2 separate regions of the Homo sapiens genome follow, and region 2 is linked to region 1. A link is an interaction called in ENCODE POLR2A ChIA-PET data of the cell type or tissue named here. Cell type or tissue: GM12878. All regions are shown on one strand. Each heading gives the region's core, and the rest is flanking DNA. Links, peaks and the distances in the headings are about the cores only.

The links. ChIA-PET counts read pairs that join two places held together with the same protein. Peaks named below come from ENCODE experiments on the same cell type or tissue, not always from the same donor. Only the 100,000 strongest peaks of a DNase experiment are listed, where the experiment ranks them.
Region 2: POLR2A ChIA-PET joins it to region 1 with 12 read pairs; 11 of 35 experiments call an interaction of 5 or more read pairs at or near these places.

The regions. Positions count from the first base shown.
Region 1 is chr20:5,636,835-5,649,647 of GRCh38, forward strand. No RefSeq gene overlaps it. Among named protein-coding and RNA genes, the nearest start is that of GPCPD1, 32 kb to the left of the region's middle. RefSeq lists enhancers at 10,109-10,158, 10,679-10,818. In GM12878, for the core only: no CTCF peak of the experiment used is centred there; DNase peaks (open chromatin) are centred at 8,807 and 10,499; H3K4me3 peaks cover 2,372 bases; H3K27ac peaks cover 6,245 bases.
Region 2 is chr20:5,753,830-5,761,829 of GRCh38, forward strand. All of the region lies in intron 1 of SHLD1 (shieldin complex subunit 1), which reads left to right. Among named protein-coding and RNA genes, the nearest start is that of SHLD1, 7.4 kb to the left of the region's middle. RefSeq lists an enhancer at 6,801-6,950. In GM12878, for the core only: no CTCF peak of the experiment used is centred there; a DNase peak (open chromatin) is centred at 7,042; H3K4me3 peaks cover 408 bases; H3K27ac peaks cover 2,095 bases.

The DNA.
Region 1 (12,813 bases), core at 4,053-12,052:
GGCATACAAATTTATTTGACATGTATACACGGGAGCCTTCAGAATGAAAACTCAAAGATACAGGAAAAAATGTCGATTTTTATGCTTGGGTTCAACAAAGTATGGACAGCCAGGTAACTGGAAAAAAAGGGCAAGATCTAATGTTAATAGACTGAATGAGGAGCCCAGCAAGGCCTGTCTGTCTAGATTCCTGGCCTCTCCGAGTAGCACTACTTCCTTCTGGGTGTGGGGCAAGACCCTCTCTGGAATAGGGGTCTTATGGCCTACAGTCAAACAAGGTAGGCCAGATAATTAGAATTTTTTCTTTTCTTTCTTTCTTTTTTTTTTTTTTTTTTTTTTTGAGATAGGATCTCTCTCTGTCTCTCTGCCATGTCTGGTAACTTTTTTTTTTTTTTTTTTTTTGAGACAGAGTCTTGCTCTGTCACCAGGCTGGAGTGCAGTGGCACGATCTTGGCTCACTGCAACCTCTGCCCCCCAGGTTCAAGCCATTCTTCTGCTTCAGCCTCCCAAGTAGCTAGGCTTACAGGTGCCCATCACCACGCCCAGCTAATTTTTGTATTTTTAGTAGAGACGGGGTTTCATCTTGTTGGCCAGGATGGTCTCGATCTCCTGACCTCATGATCCGCCTGCCTCGGCCTTCCAAATTGCTGGGATTACAGGCATGAGCCACCGTGCCTGGCCAACATGTCTGGCAACTTTTTAAATTGTGTTCACTGCAACTTCCATCTTCTGAGTTCAAGCAATTTTCTTGCTTCAGCCTTCTAAGTATCTAGGACTACAGGTGTGCATCACCATGCCTGGCTAATTTTTATATTTTAGTGAAGACAGAGTTTCGCCATGTTGGCCAGGCTAGTCTCGAACTCCTGACTTCAAGTGATCTGCTTGCCTTGGCCTCCCAAAGTGCTGTGATTACAGGCTTGAGCCACTGTGCCTGGCCAACTTTTAAAATTTTTTTGCAGAGATGATGTTTCACTATGTTGCCCAGGCTGGTCTCAAACTCCTGGCTTCAAACAATCCTCCCACCTCAGCCTCCCAAAGTGGGATTACAGGCTTGAGCCACCACACTTGGCCCCAATTTTATTAAATGCCCATTTATCATGCCTAGGGTGTTTGATGTCACTTCATGTGCCATGGTAAAATGAAAATCTTGCATAAGCACTACTGTTTATTACCTCTCCTCCTGAACCTGAGAAGCTGAGCTGGAGGAGGTCATACAGCCAGACAAATGGTTCCGTTACAAAACAAGGATTCCTAGTGTTTCCCTGATTAATTCCTTCTTTCATTGTTCTGATTATTTTTGCTACAGAACAAATCACTCCAAAACTTAGCAGCTTAAAACCACCATTTTATTATCTTTTTCAGTTCTATAGGCTGACTGGGCTCAGCAGGAAGGTTCTTGTTCAGGATTTCTATGCAGTTGGAGTAAGATGGCAGCTGGGGCTGGAGTGGGCCTAAAAGCTGAACCAGATTTCCAGAATGGCTCCTCCTCTTCCTCCTCCTCCTCCTCCTCCTCCTTCTTCCTCTATTACTATTATTATTGAGACAGGGTCTCACTGTCACCAAGGCTGGAGTGCAGTGGCTCAATCATAGCTCATTGTAGCATCAAACTCCTGGGCTCAAATGTTCCTCCCACCTCAGCCTCCTGAGTAGTTGGGACTATAGTCATGTGCTACCACGGCCAGCTAATTTTCAAATTTTTCATAGAGATGTGTGTGGTGGGGGAGCAGTTCTCACTATGTTGCAGGCTAGTCTTGAACTCCTGGCCTCACTCAATCCTGCCTTGGCCTCCCAAAGTGCTGGGTTTACAGGTGTGAGCCACCATGTCCGTCCAAAGATGGCATCTTTTTTTTTTTATTGATCATTCTTGGGTGTTTCTCGCAGAGAGGGATTTGGCAGGGTCATAGGACAACAGTGGAGGGGAGGTCAGCAGATAAACAAGTGAACAAAGGTCTCTGGTTTTCCTAGGCAGAGGACCCTGCGGCCTTCCGCAGTGTTTGTGTCCCTGGGTACTTGAGATTAGGGAGTGGTGATGACTCTTAACGAGCCTGCTGCCTTCAAGCATCTGTTTAACAAAGCACATCTTGCACCGCCCTTAATCCATTTAACCCTGAGTGGACACAGCACATGTTTCAGAGAGCACCAGGTTGGGGGTAAGGTCATAGATCAACGGCATCCCAAGGCAGAAGGATTTTTCTTAGTACAGAACAAAATGGAGTCTCCTATGTCTACTTCTTTCTACAGAGACACAGCAACCAACTGATTTCTCTATCTTTTCCCCACATTTCCCCCTTTTCTATTCGACAAAACCGCCATCGTCATCATGGCCCGTTCTCAATGAGCTGTTGGGTACACCTCCCAGACGGGGTGGCAGCCGGGCAGAGGGGCTCCTCACTTCCCAGAAGGGGAGGCCGGGTGGAGGCGCCCCCCCACCTCCCGGACGGGGCGGCTGGCCGGGGGGCGGCTGCCCCCCACCTCCCTCCCGGACGGGGTGGCTGGCGGGGCGGGGGCTGTCTCCCGCCTCCCTGATGGGGCGGCTGCCAGGCGGAGATGCTCCTCACTTCCCAGACGGGGCGGCTGCCGGGTGGAGGGGCTCCTCACTTCTCAGACGGGGCGGCCGGGCAGAGACGCTCCTCACCTCCCAGACGGGGTCGCGGCCGGGCAGAGGCGCTCCTCACATCCCAGACGGGGTGGCGGGGCAGAGGCGCTCCCCACATCTCAGACGATGGCGGCCAGGCAGAGACGCTCCTCACTTCCCAGACGGGGTGGCGGCCGGGCAGAGGCTGCAATCTCGGCACTTTGGGAGGCCAAGGCAGGCGGCTGGGAGGTGGAGGTTGTAGCGAGCCGAGATCACGCTACTGCACTCCAGCCTGGGCACCATTGAGCACTGAGTGAACGAGACTCCGTCTGCAATCCCGGCACCTCGGGAGGCCGAGGCTGGCGGATCACTCGCGGTCAGGAGCTGGAGACCAGCCCGGCCAACACAGGGAAACCCTGTCTCCACCAAAACAATACGAAAACCAGTCAGGCGTGGCGGCGCGCGCCTGCAATCGCAGGCACTCGGCAGGCTGAGGCAGGAGAATCAGGCAGGGAGGTTGCAGTGAGCAGAGATGGCGGCAGTACAGTCCACCTTCGGCTCGGCATCAGAGGGAGACCGTGGAAAGAGAGGGAAAGGGAGACCATGGGGAGAGGGAGAGGGAGACCGTGGGGAGAGGGAGAGGGAGACCGTGGGGAGAGGGAGCTGCAGGTTTCTTTATCGGTATTGATCAGATGGCGTCTTTACTTACACGCCTGGTAGCTAATTGGAGTGGCTGAAACAGCTGAGGCTGGTTTTCTCTTTTCAAGTACTTTTCCACATGGCTAAATTGGGCTTCCTTACAACATGGTGGGTTAAAGAGAATCACACATCTCACATGGTAACTGGCTTCCCTAGGGGGTTATTTTTAATCTACCATGATAATGTAATCAATAAAAGATTTTTTAAGTGTAGGGAGGTAAGAAGCCCTGATGAATACAGGCTGGGCAGTGTTTGATCTGAAGGCAAGTTCTCAGGACCTACTCAACTATATGTTAGCTCCTTTTGCTTTTTTGAGACTTAGTCTTGATCTGTCATCCAGGCTGGAGTGCAGTAGTGTGATTTCGACTTACTGCAACCTCTGCCTGCTGGGTTCAAGTGATTCTCCTGCCTCAGCCTCCCAAGTAGCTAGGGTTACAGGTGCCCACCAACCAAGCCTGGCTAATTTTTGTATTTTTAGTAGAGACGGGGTTTCACCATGTTGGCCAGGCTGGTCTTGAACCCCTGACCTCAAGTGATCTGTCTGCCTCAACCTCCCAAAGTGCTGGGATTATAGGCGTGAGCCACCATGGCCGGCCTTTTTTTTTTTTTTTCTTCAGACAGAGTCTCACTCTGTTGCCCAGGCTGGAGTGCAGTGGTGCAATTTGGCTCACTGCAACTTCCACCTCCTGGTTCAAGCAATTCTCCTGCCTTGGCCTCCTGAGTAGCTGGGACTACAGGTGCCCACCACCACACCCTGCTGATTTTTGTATTTTTAGTAGAGACAGGGTTTTGTCATGTTGGCCAGGCTGGTCTTGAACTCCTGACGTCAGGTGATCCACCCTCCTCAGGCTGCCAAAGTGCTGGGATTACAGGCGTGAGCCACTGCACCCGGCCCCTTCTGCTCTTTCCTGCATCTCAAAACATGCATATGCACAGAAAAACTGTCTCCTCTCCTTACCCCCTGCCTTGGATCCTTCACCCCATGTTTTCTGTTTTCTAAAATTCCTCAATTACATACCTGAATTTAAAACAATCCTCTTTAATATATGTGAACCTTTCCTTCCCGGAGGTCATGAAGCTGTTCCCAGTCATTTAATCCCAGCGATGTATTATTTATCTATTGCCATATAACAATTCACCCCAAACTTAGTGGCTTGAAACAATAAACATTTTATATTGCAGTTTCTGTGGGTCAGAAGACTAGAAGCAGTTTAGCTGAGTGGTTCTGGTTTGGGGTTTCTTGGGAGGCTGCAGACAAGATGTCAGCTGGGGTTGTAGTTATCTGAAGGCTTGCCTGGGGCTGGCAGATTTACTTCCAAGAGGGCTTGCTCACATAGTGCTGGTTATTAGCCGGAACCTTCAGAGCCTCCCTATGAGGGACTGCTTTACTGTTCTCATGATATGATGGCAGCCTTCCTCAGAGTAAGCAATCCAAGAGAGAACAAGGATCAGGCTGCAATGTTTTTGTGTGAGCTAGCCTCAGAAGCCATCCTCTGTCATTTCTGTAATATCCCATTGGTCACATAGGTCAGTCCTATTCAATGAGAAAGGGTATGAACACCAGGAGGTGGTGGGAGACTGGGCCAAGGGAAAGCTAATATTGAGGGGAGAAAAGAAGAGACAGGCTAAGCGTGGTGGCTCATGCCTGTAATCCCAGCACTTTGGGAGGCTGAGGCAAAAGAGTCACTTCAGTCTAGGAGTTCGAGACCAGCCTGGGCAACATGGTAACAACCCATCTCTACAGAAAATTTTAAAAATTAATTTTAAAAAGGTGAGGAGGCTGGGTGCGGTGGCTCACGCCTGTAATCCCAGCACTTTGGGAGGCCAAGGCAGGCAGATCACGGGAGCTCAAGAATTCAAGACCAGCCTGGCCAACATGGTGAAACCCAGTCTCTACTAAAAATATAAAAATTAGCCAGGAGTGGTAGTGTGCACCCATAATCCTAGCTACTCAGGAGGCTGAGGCAGAAGAATCGCTTGAACCTGGGAGGCGGAGGTTGCAGTGCGCTGACTGTGCTCCAGCCTGGGCAACTGAGCGAGACTCCATCTAAAAAAAAAAAGAGGAAACAAAGGAGGTATGTAATATTGGAGCCAGGATCATTTTAAGGAAAACTCAAGCACTAATTTGAGTCCCAGAGCTGGGAATAGAGATGAAGTTCTTGAGACCTGGTTGTCCTTGACACGTGTTGCAGAAGAGGAGGGAAAACAGAAGTGAGAATGACAGACCCATTTTTCCTCTTTCAATGTTATTTTTGCACTAACAGAAGGAGACAAGCTGCCCTTGCCCTTAAAAGGTCATTTTCAATCTCTTGGCCAGACTAGAAGGAGAATATTTCTCCTGAATAATTAATTGGTTTTAAGAAGATGGAAAGATATTTTTAGCTTCTAAGAAGAAATCAGGGTCGCTTGAATGATATCTTTATTCAACAAGGACACAGTCTTTCAGGAAGTTTACTTGTGCCAATGTAATTAGTAGTTGCTTTACAGGACAATGCTGTGCAGGTTTCACGCTGTGATGAAAGGAGATGATTTTCCAGTTACTGTTAATTGAAAATTGAAGCAAAGTGAACTTTGCAATCAAAACAGGAAGGGAAAACCAGACTGCAATAAGACAATAACCTTAGAGCTTTGTTCTTTCACAACACACAGAGAAGAAGCAAAGGGTTTTTTAAACTACTTTCATCTGGGCCAAATTTCTTGGAAGAATGCCCTCTGCCTGCCATCTACTTCCCTCTGGCTTGGCTTTTGCCCCAACCACCACTTCACTGAACCTGCTTTCATTATGGCCAACAAGGACTCCATGTTGCCTAACCCACTGGACATTTTTCTGTTTTGTGTTTTCTGATCTCTAAGCAACATTGACTCAATTGACCACTCACTGTTTCTGAAAATACTTTCCTTCTAGTTTCAGGGATGCCATTTTCTCCTTGTTTGTCATCTCCCTGGCCATCTATTTAAGGTCTTCCTCCATTATCCAACCTCTAAATGTTAAGGATCCTGGTCAGGCACAGTGGCTCATGCATGTAATCTCAGAACTTTGGGAGGTTGAGGTGGGAAAATCACTTGAAGACAGGAGTTCAAGACCAGACTGGCCAGTATAGTGAGACCCCCATCTCAACTTTTATTTATTTATTTATTTTTTTGAGAGGGAGTTTCACTCTGTCACCCAGGCTAGAGTGCAGTGGCATGATCTCAGCTCACTGCAACCTCCGCCTCCCGGTTTCAAGAGATTCTCCTGCCTCAGCCTCCTGAGCAGCTGGGATTACAGGTGCCTGCCACCGTGGCTGGCTAATTTTTGCATTTTAATAAAGACGAAGTTTCACCATGTTGACTAGCCTGGTCTCCAACCCCTGACCTCAAGTGATCTGTCTGCCTTAGCCTCCCAAAGTGCTGGGATTACAGGTGTGAACCACCGCGCATGGCTCCCATCTCTACTTTTTAATAAAAAGAGAATAATAATAATAAAGCTGAGAATCTTAATCATTGCGTGTCTTCTCTTTTTCTTTTCTTTTTTTTTGAGGTGGAGTCAGGCTGGAGTGCAATGGCAGGGTCTCGGCTCACTGCAACCTCCGCACTATCCTGCCTCCCAAGTAGCTGGGATTACAGGCATGTGCCACTACTCCCCGCTAGTTTTGGTATTTTTAGTAGAGATGGGGTTTCACCACATTGGCCAGGCTGGTCTCGGAATCCTGACTTCAGGTGATCCACTCGCCTTGGTCTCCCAAAATACTGGGATTACAGGCGTGAGCCGCCACACCCAGCCACATCTCTGCTCTTTCTGTGCTTTCTGTCATATAAGTACTGCACTTTAAGCAATTGCACTACTGGAGCTCCTCTGTTCTCTTTCTGAATGATTTTATCCAATCCCATGGCTTTAATGCCATCTTGATACCAGCATTATCAACATTTATATCTCCAGCCCTGATCTCTTCCTGGAACTTCAGACTGTTATAATTCACCTGCCTTCTTAATATTCCAACCAGGAAATTCATAGACAGCACAATGTATCGCCTTGGTTCCTCCCTTCCCAAACCTGTTCTCCCACAGTAGGCCTTACTTGTCTTGTAGGTAGCACCACCTCCTATTTAACCACACTAGTAGGAAATTTCATTATATCTGGATTCATTTTTTCTCCCCACTCTCTACATCCAATTCATCACAAGTCTTGTTCATTCTGTATCCAAAGCCATTTCAAACTTGTCCACCTCCATTACCACCCCACCTCCTTACCCTCTCCATTACCACCCCATCTCCTTGCCCTATCCAACCCATTCTCTACCCAGAAAATAGGTCTATCTTAAAAAATAAAAATCAGATCACTCACAGTCTATGCAACATCCTTCATTGGATTCCCACTACACTTAGAACTAAATATAAACTTAGGCCTGGCACAGTGGCTTACACCTGTAATCCCAGCACTCTGGGAGGCCAAGGCAGGCCAATCACCTGAGGTCAGGAGTTGGAGACCAGCCTGGCCAACATGGCGAAACCTGTCTCTACTAAAAATACAAAAATTAGCCAGGCATAGTGGCAGGCACCTGTAATCCCAGCTACTTGGGAGGCTGAGGCAGGAGAATCACTTGAACCCAGGAGGCAGAGGTTGGGGTGAGTTGAGATCGCGCCACTGCACTCCAGCCTGGATGACAGAGCAAGACTCCATCTCAAAATAAATAAATAAATAAAAATAAACTTGTAGTGTCCTCTAAACTGCTACAGGACCTGGCTTCTACCCATCCTCCCAAGTGCAAGCTCATTTCATGCCACTCTGTCTTTGGCACACAATGCCAGTCCTGTCCAGCCTAGAGGTCTTTGCTATACTGTTCCTTCATCCTAGAAGCTCTTCCCCTACTCTTCCCATGCTAGCTTTGTCTCTTCCTCTGGGCCTTAGCTTAATTATTGTCCACTAAAGCAGACTTTCTGACCATCCTATCTGAAGTAAGCTTCTTTGTTTCCTTTATTCTCTTTTTAGCTCCTTCTTCCCCTCAGTCCTCACAGTTATTCCCACAGTCATAATGCCAACCCAATTTTTCCACAAATGAGGAAACAGAAAGACTTTTTAGGAACTTGTTAGATTTTAGACAAATCAAACACCACATAAACAACAAACTGCTTCTCTCCTAACTGGGCATCCTGCTGGATATGACCAGTCATACCCAATTCCACCCATATCTAAAAATTGAAAGGCTAACTGAGCATGGGGGTACACACCTATAGTCCCAGCTACTTGGGAGGCTGAGGTGGGAGGATCACTTGAACCTGGGAAGTTGAGGCTGCAGTGAGCCAAGATTGTGCCACTGCACTCCAGCCTGTGTGACAGAGTGAGACTCTGTCTCAAAAAAACCCAACTAGTTTTTAAAAAGTAAATACTGATAAGGTGAATCGGCATCTCAAACCCAAAATGAGGATACTCTTGAGACCCCCTTCAGTGGAAAGTGTGTAATGACCCAGATCCTGTTTTGCTGCAATCTTGGCCCTACATGACACAGCGGCATTCAACCGAACACGTAAAGACGAGAATAACTTTCTCACGAGTCTCATTTCCTGTGTTTTATATTAGAGCTCATTGTTGTTCTCTTTTTATTCCTCCTCTAAGACCAAAGTCCCATGAGATGGACCTTGGTAGAGTGAAAAAGGGTTTGAACTCAACTCAAATGCTATATGAGTGCATGCATGAAACTCCAGAATGGGCTCCAGCACTTTCAAATTTTTTTTCATTGACACTATCCACATGTAGAAAACATACCCTGTAAAGTACAACTTCTCCCTTTTGTTTCTAAGGTGAAAACTTAGGTCATATGCACGGAGCTGACAACAGATCACCCAATAATTATGTGATTGAAGTTGTCACTTATTTGGGTAAAACCTACTCAGGAATTTGAATTCTCTTCTAACAACTTGAACAGCTTCTCTTCTGTTTTGTTAATAAATCACTAAGTATGGCATACAAATCACCAGCAAGTTTTCGGAGAATTAAACTTACTGAAGCTCCTGCTTTCCAGCATTTTTATTTTATTTTATTTTATTTTTTGAGACGAAGTCTCGCTCTGTCGCGCAGGCTGGAGTTCAGTGGCACAATCTCGGCTCACTGCAACCTCTGCCTCCCAGGTTCAAGCAAGTCTCCTGACTCAGCCTCCCTAGTAGCTGGGATTACAGGCACGTGCCACTATGCCCAGCTAATTTTTTTTTTTTTTTTTTTGAAACGGAGTTTCGCTCTTGTTGCCCAGGCTGGAGTGCAATGGCATGATCTCAGCTCACTGCAACCTCCACTTCTTGGGTTCAAGCGATTCTCCTGCTTAGCCTCCCGAGTAGCTGGGAGGCTGAGGCAGGAGAATCGCTTGAGCCCGGGATGAGGAGGTTGCAGTGAGCCGACATGGCGCCACTGCACTCCAGCCCCAGCCTGGGCAACAAGAGTGAAACTCCATCTCAAAAAAAAAAAAAAAGAAAAAGAAAAAGAAAGTGAGTCACTTGATACCACAAAGAATATAGGCTCCTTTGTGAGCTAAAATTTCTAGATCTATAACTCAACAAAGGTGATTTATGACTTTTATAAATGTTGGAGGCCGGGCACAGTGCCTGACACTTGTAATCCAGCAAGTTGGGAAGGCAAGGTGGGCAGATTGCTTGAGCCCAGAAGTTTGAGATCAGCCTGGGCAACATGATGAAACCCCATCTCTACAAAAATAGAAAAATTAGCCAGGTGTGGTGGCATGCACCTGTAGTCCCAGCTACTCAAGACGCAGAGGTGGGGGGATCACCTAAGCCCAGGAAGTCGAGCGAACCGTGATTATGCAACTGCACTCCAGACTGGGTGACAGACTGAGACCCTGTCTCAAAAAAATAATAAAGTTAAATTAAAAATTAAGTGCAGCTGGGTGCGACGGCACACACCTGTAATCCCAGCATGTCCAGAGGCTGATGTGGGTGGATCACAAGGTCAGGAGTTCAAGACCAGCCTGGCCAAGATGGTGAAACCCCATCTCTACTAAAAATACAAAAATTAGCTGGGCATGGTGGTGGGCACCTGTAGTCCCAGCCACTCGGGAGGCTGAGGCACGAGAATGGCGTGAACCCGGGAGGTGGAGCTTGTAGTGAGCAGAGATCATGCCACTGCACTCCAGCCTGGGCGACAGAGCGAGACTCCATCTCAAAAAAAAAGAAAAGTGAGTCACTAGATACCATAAAGGGCAAAATTCCCAGGCTCATCTGTCCCTGAGGAAACGTTGAGGAGGAAATGTGGTTAGTTGTTTGTTTATATTTGTTTCTATAAGGAAGAAAGCTTGAGGTAGAGCTGAAATGCTTTTGCATTTTCTCATGCCACTTTAATACAGTCTCTATTCAGGACTCAGTGAAAACTTTTAAAAGAATATCAAGAGAAATATTTTTGTTGCTGTCGTTGTTTTAACCATAAGAATCATGACTGGGCTAAGAGATTTCCCTAAACTGTCCAAGCATGCTGTAGCTGCTAAGGCCATTTTCTTGGCTGCTTCTATTTTTCTTTTTTTTATGACCTATATTGCCTCCAGATTGGCTGCTTCTAAAGGGGTTGTTCGTACTGGGCTCTGAACTGAGTTACCCAGTTTAACTTCTATGTAGAAAATTACACCAGCTCTGGCCAGGTGCAGTGGCTCATGCTGTAATCCCAGCACTTTGGGAGACCAAGGCGGGTGGATCACCTGAGGTCAAGAGTTTGAGACCATCCTGGCCAACATGGTGAAACCCCGTCTCTACTAAAAATACAAAAAATTAGCCGGGTGTGGTGGCGGGTGCCTGTAGTCCCAGCTACTTGGGAGGCTGAGGCAGGAGAATTGCTTGAACCCGGCCGGGATGAGGAGATTTCAGTGTGCCGACATGGCGCCACTGCACTCCAGCCTGGGCAACAAGAGCGAAACTCCATCTCAAAAAAAAAAAAAGAAAAAAAACGACATCAGCTCTATCTCGAATTCAGTGTCTGGTGAAATTCTGAAAGAACTTAAGAAATGCTATGAGACAGGAGACACAAGACGCAACTCTGTCTTCATTGCTCAACAAATGCTAACAGGGTGTGTGCTTCTGTTCTCAATGAGTCAGACAGATTGGCCAGCTCTGAGCTCTGTTTAATTTGGTCCCACAGGCATGGGCCTCCTTCAAACACTGTCACTTCCAGAAAGTAAAGCAAGACACAAAACAAAACAAAATATCTCAGAGCTGGAAGAGACCTGAGGGATCACCTCCTCCAACATTCTCACTTAAAAAAGAAAAAAATCTAGGCTGGATGCAGTGGCTCATGTCTGTAATCCCAGCACTTTGGGAGGCCGAGGTGGGCAGATGACTTGAGGCCAGGAGTTTGAGGCCAGCCTGGCCAACATGGTGAAAGCCCATCTCAACCAAAAATATAAAAAGTAGCCGGGTGTGGTGGCGTGCGCCTGTAATTCCAGGTACTCGGGAGGCTGAGGCACGATAACTGCTTGAACCCAGGAGGCAGAAGTTGCAGCGAGCTGAGATGGCACCTCTGCACTCCAACCTGGGCAACAAAGTAAGTTCTTGTCTAAAAACAAAAACAAACAAAAACCTATCACTTCTATTATTACTATTATTATTATTATTATTATTATTATTATTATTATTTTCTTTGAGATGGAGTCTTGTTCTGTCACCCAAGCTGGAGTGCAGTGGTGCTATCTCAGCTCACTGTAACCTCCACCTCCCGGGTTCGAGCAATTTTCCTACCTCAGCCTCCCAAGCAGCTGGGACTACAGGCACGCACCACCACGCCCAGCTAATTTTTGTATTTTTAGTAGAGACAGGGTTTCACCATATTGGCCAGGCTGGTCTGGAACTCCTGACCTTGTGATCCACCCACCTCAACCTCCCAAAATGCTGGGATTACAGGCATGAGCCACTGTACCCAGCCAAAAACCTATGACTTCTAATTCAACTTTTTTGTTGTTGTTGTTTTCGAGACAGGGTCTCGCTCTGTTGCCCAGGCTGGAATGCAGTGGTGCCATCTAGGTTCACTGAAGCCTTGACAGCCCGGGTTCAAGTGATTCTCCTGCCTCAGCCTCCCAAGTAGCTGGGATTATAGGCCTGCACCACCACATCTGGCTATTTTTTTTATTTTTTGCAGAGACAGGATTTCACCATGTTTCTCAGGCTGGTCTTGAACAGGCCTGGGACACTGTACCTGGCCTGAAATTTTTGTTTTAAAAAATCATTGACCAATTTTTTTGTTTTGGAGTTTTGATAAAACAGAGTAGAATTTTCCTACGTTCTTTTTTTTTTTTTTTTTTGAGACAAAGTTTCACTGTTGTTGCTCAGGCTGGAGCACAATGGTGTGATCTTGGCTCATTGCAACCTCCGCCTCCCGGGTTCAAGCGAGTCTCCTGCCTCAGCTTCCTGAGTAGCTGGGATTACAGGTGCCCGCCACCACGCCCAGCTAATTTTTGTATATTTAGTAGAGACGGGGTTTCACCATGTTGACCAGGCTGGTCTTGAACTTCTGGCCTCAGGTGATCCACCCTTCTCGGACTCCCAGTGTGCTGGGATTACAGGCATGAGCCACC
Region 2 (8,000 bases), core at 1-8,000, 110 kb after region 1:
ATAAAACCAACCTCATCTTGCCCCAAATGGGGGAGATCCGTTCGGAACCCCCCTCCCTCTGCATGGGAGAGCTTTTCTCTTTTGCCTATTAGACTTTCCTCTCTTAAACACACTCCTTGTGTGTTAGCGTCTTTGATTTCCTTGTCATGAGACAGTGAACCTTGGGTATTACCGCAGACAAACGACGCCGCTTCAGAAGTGCTGGGATTACAGGCATGAGCCACCACACCTAGCCATAATTTGGTATCTTATTGCCACAGAGTCTGTTTTGTCAGTCATATGATCTATTTTTTTTTCTTGAGACAGGGTCTTGCTCTGTCACCCAGGCTGGAATGCAGTGGTGTCATCTCAGCTCACTGCAGCCTCAACCTCCTGGGCTCAAGCAATCCTCCCATCTCAGCCTTCTGAGTAGCTAGGACTACAGGCAGGCACCACCATGCCTGGCTAGTTTTTGTATTTTTTGTAGAGTCGGGTTTTCACCATGTTGCGCAGGCTGGTCTTGAACTCCTGGGCTTAAGTGATCTTCCTGCCTCAGCCTCCCAAAGTGCTGGGACTACAGGTGTCAGCCCCTGCACCTGGCCATGATCTCTATTTTTAACATTAATGCTGGTCATTTGTGCCTAAACTCCAAAAAGAGGTGGTTATAACAAGGTATGTCTGACCTCCTTTCCCATTGTTGATGAAAAAAGCCAAACTCTGTAAAATATTTAAAGAGGTTTATTCCGAGCCAAATATGAGTGACCATGGCCCGTAACACAGCATCAGGAGGTCCTGAGAACTTGTGCCCAAGGTAGTTAGATTACAGCTTGGTTTTATACATTTTAGGCCTCAAAATGTATAAATGTTTGGGGAGAGGGTTTCAGGTCATAGGTGAATTCAAACTGATTGGCAATTGGTTGCTTTGCCTGAAGTGTTGAAATCAGCATAAAGAAATGCTTGAGTTGGGCCGGGCGTGGTGGCTCACGCCTGTAATGCCAGCACTTTGGGAGGCCGACGCGGGCGGATCACCTGAGGTCAAAAGTTCAAGACCAGCCTGGCCAACATGGTGAAACCCCATCTCTACTAAAAATACAAAAATTACCTGGGCGTGGTGGCACATGCCTGTAATTCCAGCTACTCGGGAGGCTGAGGCAGGAGAATTGGTTGAACCTGGGAGGTGGAGGTTGCAGTGAGCCGAGATCGTGCCATTGCACTCCAGCCTGGGCAACAGAGCGAGACCCTGTCTCAAAAAAAAAAAAAGAAAAAAGAAGAGAAATGCTTGAGTTAAGGGGGTTTGTGGGAGCCAAGGTTCTTGTTGTATAGATGAAGCCTCTAAGTAACAGGCTTTAGAGAGAATAGGTACTAAATATCTCTTACAAGGCCTTAAAAGAGGCTTCTGGATGAGACCTACTAAGGCAGGGATCCTCAATCCCCGGGCCATGGACCAGCACCAGTCTGGAGGTGAGTGGCAGGCGAACTAGCATTACTCTCTGAGCTCTGCCTCCTGTTACATCAGTGGTGGTATTAGATTCTCATATGAGTGTGAACCCTATTGTGAACTGCACATGCAAGGGATCTAGGTTGTGTGTTCCTCATGAGAATTTAATGCCTGATGATCGGAAGTAGAACAGTTTCATCCCAAAACCGTCCCCCCACCCCCAGTCCATGGAAAAATTGTCTTCCATGAAACTGGTCCCTGGTGTCAGAAAGGTTGGGGGCTACTGTAGTAAGGGAAGAACATTTTCTTTTTCTTTTTCTTTTTTTTTTTGAGATGGAGTTTCACTCTTGTTGCCCAGGCTGGAGTGGAATGGTGTCATCTAGGCTCACCACAACCTCCGCCTCCCAGGTTCAAGCGGTTCTCCTGCTTCAGCCTCCCCAGTAGCTGGGATTACAGGCACGCACCACCGCGCCTGGCTAATTTTGTATTTTTAGTAGAGACGGGGTTTCTCCATGTTGGTCAGGGTGGTCTCAAACTCTCAACCTCAAGTGATCCGCCCACCTCGGCTTCCTGGAGTGCTGGGATTACAGGCATGGGCCACCACGTCTGGCGGGAAAAACATTTTGATAGCATGCAAATGTCCCCTCAAAAGATGGCTTTGCAGAGCCATTTCAAACTATGACAAAGAAAATATGTTTTGGGGTAAAATCCTTTGATTTCCTTCAGGGCCTGCAGTCATGTGATGCTATACCAGAGTCAGGTTGGAGTTGCGTATCTTATTGCTATGAAGAATCTGTTTTGTCAGTCTTATGATCTCTATTTTAATGTTAAGGCTGGTCAGTTGTGCCTACACTTCGAAGAGAGAAAAGTATAAGGAGGCATCTCTGACCCCCCTTTCCATCATCGCCTGAACTAGTTTTTCAGGTTTTCTTTGTGGCTCATGTCTGTAATCCCAGCACTTCGGTAGGCCAAGGTGGGAGGATTGCTTGGGCCTAGGAGTTTGAGATCAGCCTGGGCAATATAGTGAGACCCCCATCTTTACAAAAAAAAAAAATTTTTAAGCATTATATTGATCTTTAGTGACCTAAATATCAAAGATATTTCTATTTGGGGGACATTGCCATCTTAAAATATTAAGTCTTTTGATCCACGAACATGGGATAGCTTTCCATTCCTTTAGATCTTTTATTTCTTCCAACATTTAAAAATAGTTTTCAGTATACATCTTACATGTCTTTAATGTATTTCTAGGATTGTATTCTTTTCTATGCCATTGTAAATGGAATTGTGTTCTTAATTTTGTGATCATTTATTGCTAGCATACATAAATATGAATGATTTTTCTGCATTGATCTTGTATCATGTGACCTTGTTTAACTTTATTCATTCTATAAGATTTTTTTTAGCAGATTCCTTAGGATTTTCATTTTCTTTCTTTCTTTCTTTTTTTTTTTTTTTTTTTGAGATGGAGTCTCACTCTTGTAGCCCAAGCTGGAGTACAATGACAATCTCAGCTCACTGCAACCTCCGTCTTCCATCAGCTTCCCAAAGTGTTGGGATTACAGGCGTAAGCCACCACATCTGGCCTAGGATTTTCTATATGTAAGATCATATCTGCTAATAGAGATAGTTTTACTGTTCCCTCTCCAATCTGAATGTCCCTGCCTAATTGCCCTGGCTAAGGCTTCTAGTACAATATTGAATAGAAGTGATAAGAGTAGACATCCTTATCTTGTTCCTAATCTTTGAGGGAAAAGCATTCAGTCTTTTACCATGAAGTATGGTATTAATTATGGGTTTTTCTTTTTCTTTTTTTCTTTCTTTCTTTTTTTTTTTTTTTTTTTGAGACAGAGTTGCTCTGTCACCCAGGCTGGAGTACAGTGGTGCAATCTTGGCTCACTGCAACCTCTGCCTCCTGGGTTCAAGTGATTCTTCTGCCTTAGCAGGAGAGTTACAGGGTAGCTGGGATTACAAAGTACACCACCACGCCCAGCTATTTTTTGTATTTTTAGTAGAGATGGGATTTTACCATGTTGGCCAGGCTGGTCTCGAATTCCTGGCCTCAAGCAGTCTGTCCACCTTGACCTCCCAAAGTGCCTGGTGTAAGCCACTATGCCCAGCCTTTTTCTCTCTTTATTTTTTATTTTTTTACTTAGCAACCTACTTGATAAACTATGGGTTTTTCAAAAATGCCCTTTATCAGGTTGAGGAAGTTTATTTCTATTCTAACTTTGTGGAGTATTTTAATCATGAAAGGGTGTTTGACTTTGTCAAAAACTTGTGTGTGTGTGTATATGTGTGTATCTGTTTTGGGTTTTGTCCTTTATTCTACTAATGTAGCATATTACAGCAATTCTTTTCTTTTCTTTTTATGAGATGGAGTTTCACTCTTGTTGCCTAGGCCGGAGTGCAGTGGCACCAACTCTGCTCACTGCAACCTCCGCCTCCCAGGTTCAAGCAATTCTCCTGCCTCAGCCCCCCGAGTACCTGGGATTACAGGTGCCCACCACCACACCTGGCTAATTTTTGTATTTTTAGTAGAGATGGGGTTTCACCATGTTGGCCAGACTGGTTTTGAACTCCTGACCTCAGGTGATCCACCCGCCTCAGCCTCCCAAAGTACTGGGATTACAGGCATGAGCCACCATGCCCAGTCCACATCAATTATTTTCAAATGTTAAAACAACTTTGAATTCCTGGGATTAGGTCCATGTTAGAGTATGATCCTCTTATATGTTGCTAGATTTGATTTCTTGCGCTATCTTTACCTGGCTTTGATGCAGGTAAATACCCTGATGTCAGGGTAATACAGGATGCATAGAGTGAATTGAGAAGCGTTTCCTCCTCTTCCATGTGTTAGAAGCGTTATCCAGGAGAGGGAGATGCACCTCTGCTGGAAGGAAGGACAAGTGCAGTGGGAGGAAGCAGGGTAAATTGGAGAACCTGAAGGAGGTCCATTATGTCAGATGCAGGGACAGTGAGGGGGCCTGAGGTACAAGCTAAGGTGGGGGGATTTGGGCTAGAGATGTTTCTTGGTGGTAATTAATGTCTCAGAGAAGGAAAGGGAAGGGAAGGGAGGGGAGGGGAGGGGAAGGGAGGGGGAGGGGAAGGAGAGGGGGAGGGGAAGGGAAAGGAAGGGAAGGAAGTGAGCTTTGGGCCAAGTATTATTTTTTTTTATATTTTTTTTTTTTAGATGGAGTCTCGCTCTGTTGTCCAGGCTGGAGTGCAATGGCACGATCTCAGCTCACTGCAACCTCCACCCCCTGAGTTCAAGTGATTCTCCTGCCTCAGCCTTCCGAGTAGCTGGGATTATAGGTGTCTGTCATCATGCCTGGCTAATTTTTGTATTTTTAGTAGAGATGGGGGGTTTCACCATGTTGGTCAGGCTGGTCTCAAACTGCTGACCTTGTGATCCACCAACTTCAGCCTCCCAAAGTGCTGGGATTACAGGTGTGAGCCACTGCACCTGGCCTTGGGCCAAGTTTTAAGGAAGTCCATTTTGAGATGGAGGATAGGAACAGGCAAAGAGGTGGGAGGACGCTTTGGGAAGGTCATCCTGAAAAGAAAAGAAGTACCTGCAAGTTATGAGTTGAAATGAGCCAATTGTGGGGTCTTTTGAGAAGTCTGTGGAGGGGAGAGGGGACTAGCTATGAGGAGAGCAGATGTCAAATGTGTTTTTTTTTTTTTCTCATCTTTCTTGACAAGTTTTTTTTTTTTTTTTTTTCTGAGATGGAGTCTCGCACTGCCCACCGGGATAGAGTGCAATGGCGCGATCTCTGCTCACTGCAACCTCCATCTCCTGGCTTCAAGTGATTCTCCTGCCTCAGCCTCCCAAGTAGCTAGGATTACAGGCACCCGCCACCACGCCCAGCTAATTTTTTGTATTTTTAGTAGAGACGGGGTTCCGTTATGTTGCCAGGCTGGTCTCAAACTCCTGACCTCGTGATCCGCCCACCTCGGCCTCCCAAAGTGCTGGGATTACAGGCATGAGCCACGGTGCCCAGCCGACACCTTTTTTTAATTAATTTTTTTTTTGAAAGTCTTGCTCTATTGCCCAGGCTGGAGTACAGTGGTGCAATCTCAGCTCACTGCAACCTCTGCCTCTTGGCTTCAAGCGATTCTCATGCCTCAGCCTCTCCAGTAGCTGGGATTATGGGTGTCCACAACCACGCCCAGATAATTTTTTGTATTTTTACTAGAGATGGGATTTCACCATGTTGGCAAGGCTGGTCTCGAACTTCTGGCCCCAAGTGATCCACCCACCTTGGCCTCCTAAAGTGCTGGGATTACGGTCTAAAAATTTTTTAGACAGGGTCTAGCTCTGCTGCTCAGGCTGGAGTGCAGTGGCATAATCACAGCTGACTGTAGCCTCGACCTCCTGAGCTCAAGTGATCCTCCCACCTCAGCCTCCTAAGTAGCTGGGAGTACTGGTACTTGCCACCACGACTTGCTAATTTTTTTTGTTTGTTTGTTTTGTAGAGATGGGGTTTCACCATGTTACCCAGGCTGGTCTCAAATTATTGGGCTCAAGCAATCTACCTGCCTTGGCTTCCCAAATTGCTAGGATTGCAGGCATTAGCCACTGTGCCCAGCCAACTTTTTATTTTGATATAATTTTATATCTTAAAAAAAATGCAAGACTAGTACAAAGAGTTCCCAAATAATGTTTTCCAGATTCATCAGTTATCTACACTTGCACCATTTAACCATTTACTTTATCATTCTCTGTCTCTGTATTTTTATACACACACACACACACACACATATACATATACATCTATATTTGACAGTATATTGCAGACATCATGTCTCCTTATCTTTAAATATTTAAGTGGCATTTCCAATGAACATCCTCTTTTTTGTTGAAAATGGGGGAGATTTGGGTATGTTGAAGAGTTTAAGTGAAAGGTCCAGTCGAACAGAAAACAGAGAAGGGATTGTTGTTGCTGAAGGCTTCTGGAAAGGTCTAGAGAGTGGGATGTAAAACCCAGGTGTGTGTGTGTGAGGGGGGCCTTTGCTAGGGGAGGGTCAGCTCCGCAGTTGCAAGGAGAGGTGAAGTGGAGTGCAGGTGTGGGAGGCTTTGTTATGTTTGATAGGGGAGTTTAGGAAGTTCCTCTCTGCTGGCTTCTGTATGTGTGTGTGTGTGAATTAAGGACCAAGATGAGGCCGGGCTTGGTGGCTTACACCTGTAATCCCAACACTTTGGGAGGCTGAGACGGGTGGATCACCTAAGGTCAGGAGTTCATGACCAGCCTGACCAACATGGCAAAACCCTGTCTCTACTTAAAATACAAAAATTAGTCGGGCATGGTGGCTTGCACCTGTAGTCCTGGCTATCCGGGAGGCTGAGGCAGGAGAATTGCTTGAGCCCGGGAGGAGGAGGTTGCAGTGAGCCGAGATCATGCCACTGCACTCCAGCCTGGGCGACAGAGCGAGACTCTGTCTAAAAAATAAAAAAAAAACAACAAGGTGATTATGAAAAAGAGGAGGAAGGTGTGTGAGTGTTGGAGGAGGGTCTGCATTGAAGAAGAGTGGAGAAAACATGAAGTGGTCAAGGAGAAGAGAAGAGACAGTTACGAAATAAGCATTTTAGTATTCATTTAGTGAGACAGCCTGTTTCAGGTTGACACTTGTTCACCTAGAGCACAGCCAATCTGCCCTGTTTGGTGACTCACATGGAGAGTGAGGGGTGGTTGAGTTCATCTAGGCTGGGGTTTTGCCAAAGGGGTGTGATGAAAGGACAAAATGGGGAGGGGGAGGGAAGTTTAGGACATTAACAAGATTATGGATCATAGAACGTACTGGATAAGGATGAAAGAAGCTGCAGCCATAAAAAACAATGAGTTCATGTCCTTTGCAGGGACATGGATGAAGCTGGAAGCCATCATTCTCAGCAAACTAACACAGGAGCAGAAAACCAAACACCACATGTTCTCACTCATAAGTGGGAGTTGAACAGTGAGAACACAGGGACACAGGGAGGGGAACATCACACACTGGGGCCTGTCAGGGGTTAGGGTCAAGGGGAAAGAGAGCATTAAGACAAATATCTAATGCATGCAGGGCTTAAAACCTAGATGACGGGTTGATAGGTGCAGTAAACCACCATGGCACATGTATACCTACATAACAAATATGCACCTTCTGCACATGTATCCCAGGACTTAAAGTAAAATTAAAAAAAAAAAAAGGATGAAAGAAACAAAATGGCCCCTGGATGGGAAACAGAGGAGCAAGTGAACTAGAGGCAGGCTGAGAAGATAGGAGCCTGTAATTTGTTTCTTAATGATTACTATTTTACTTATCAGAGCTAGCCATCAGTGAGCCACAGATACTGTGCTAAATATTTTTCATGTCTTAATTTCTTTTTTTTTTTTTTGAGATGGAGGCTCACTTTGTCGCCCAGGCTGGAGTGCAGTGGTGTGATATCGGCTCACTGCAACCTCCGCTTCCCAGGTTCAAGTGATTCTCCTGCCTCAGCCTCCCAAGTAGCTGGGATTACAGGTGCACGCCACCGCGCCCAGCTAATTTTTGTATTTTTAGTAGAGATGGGGTTTTACCATGTTGGCCAGGCTGCTCTCGA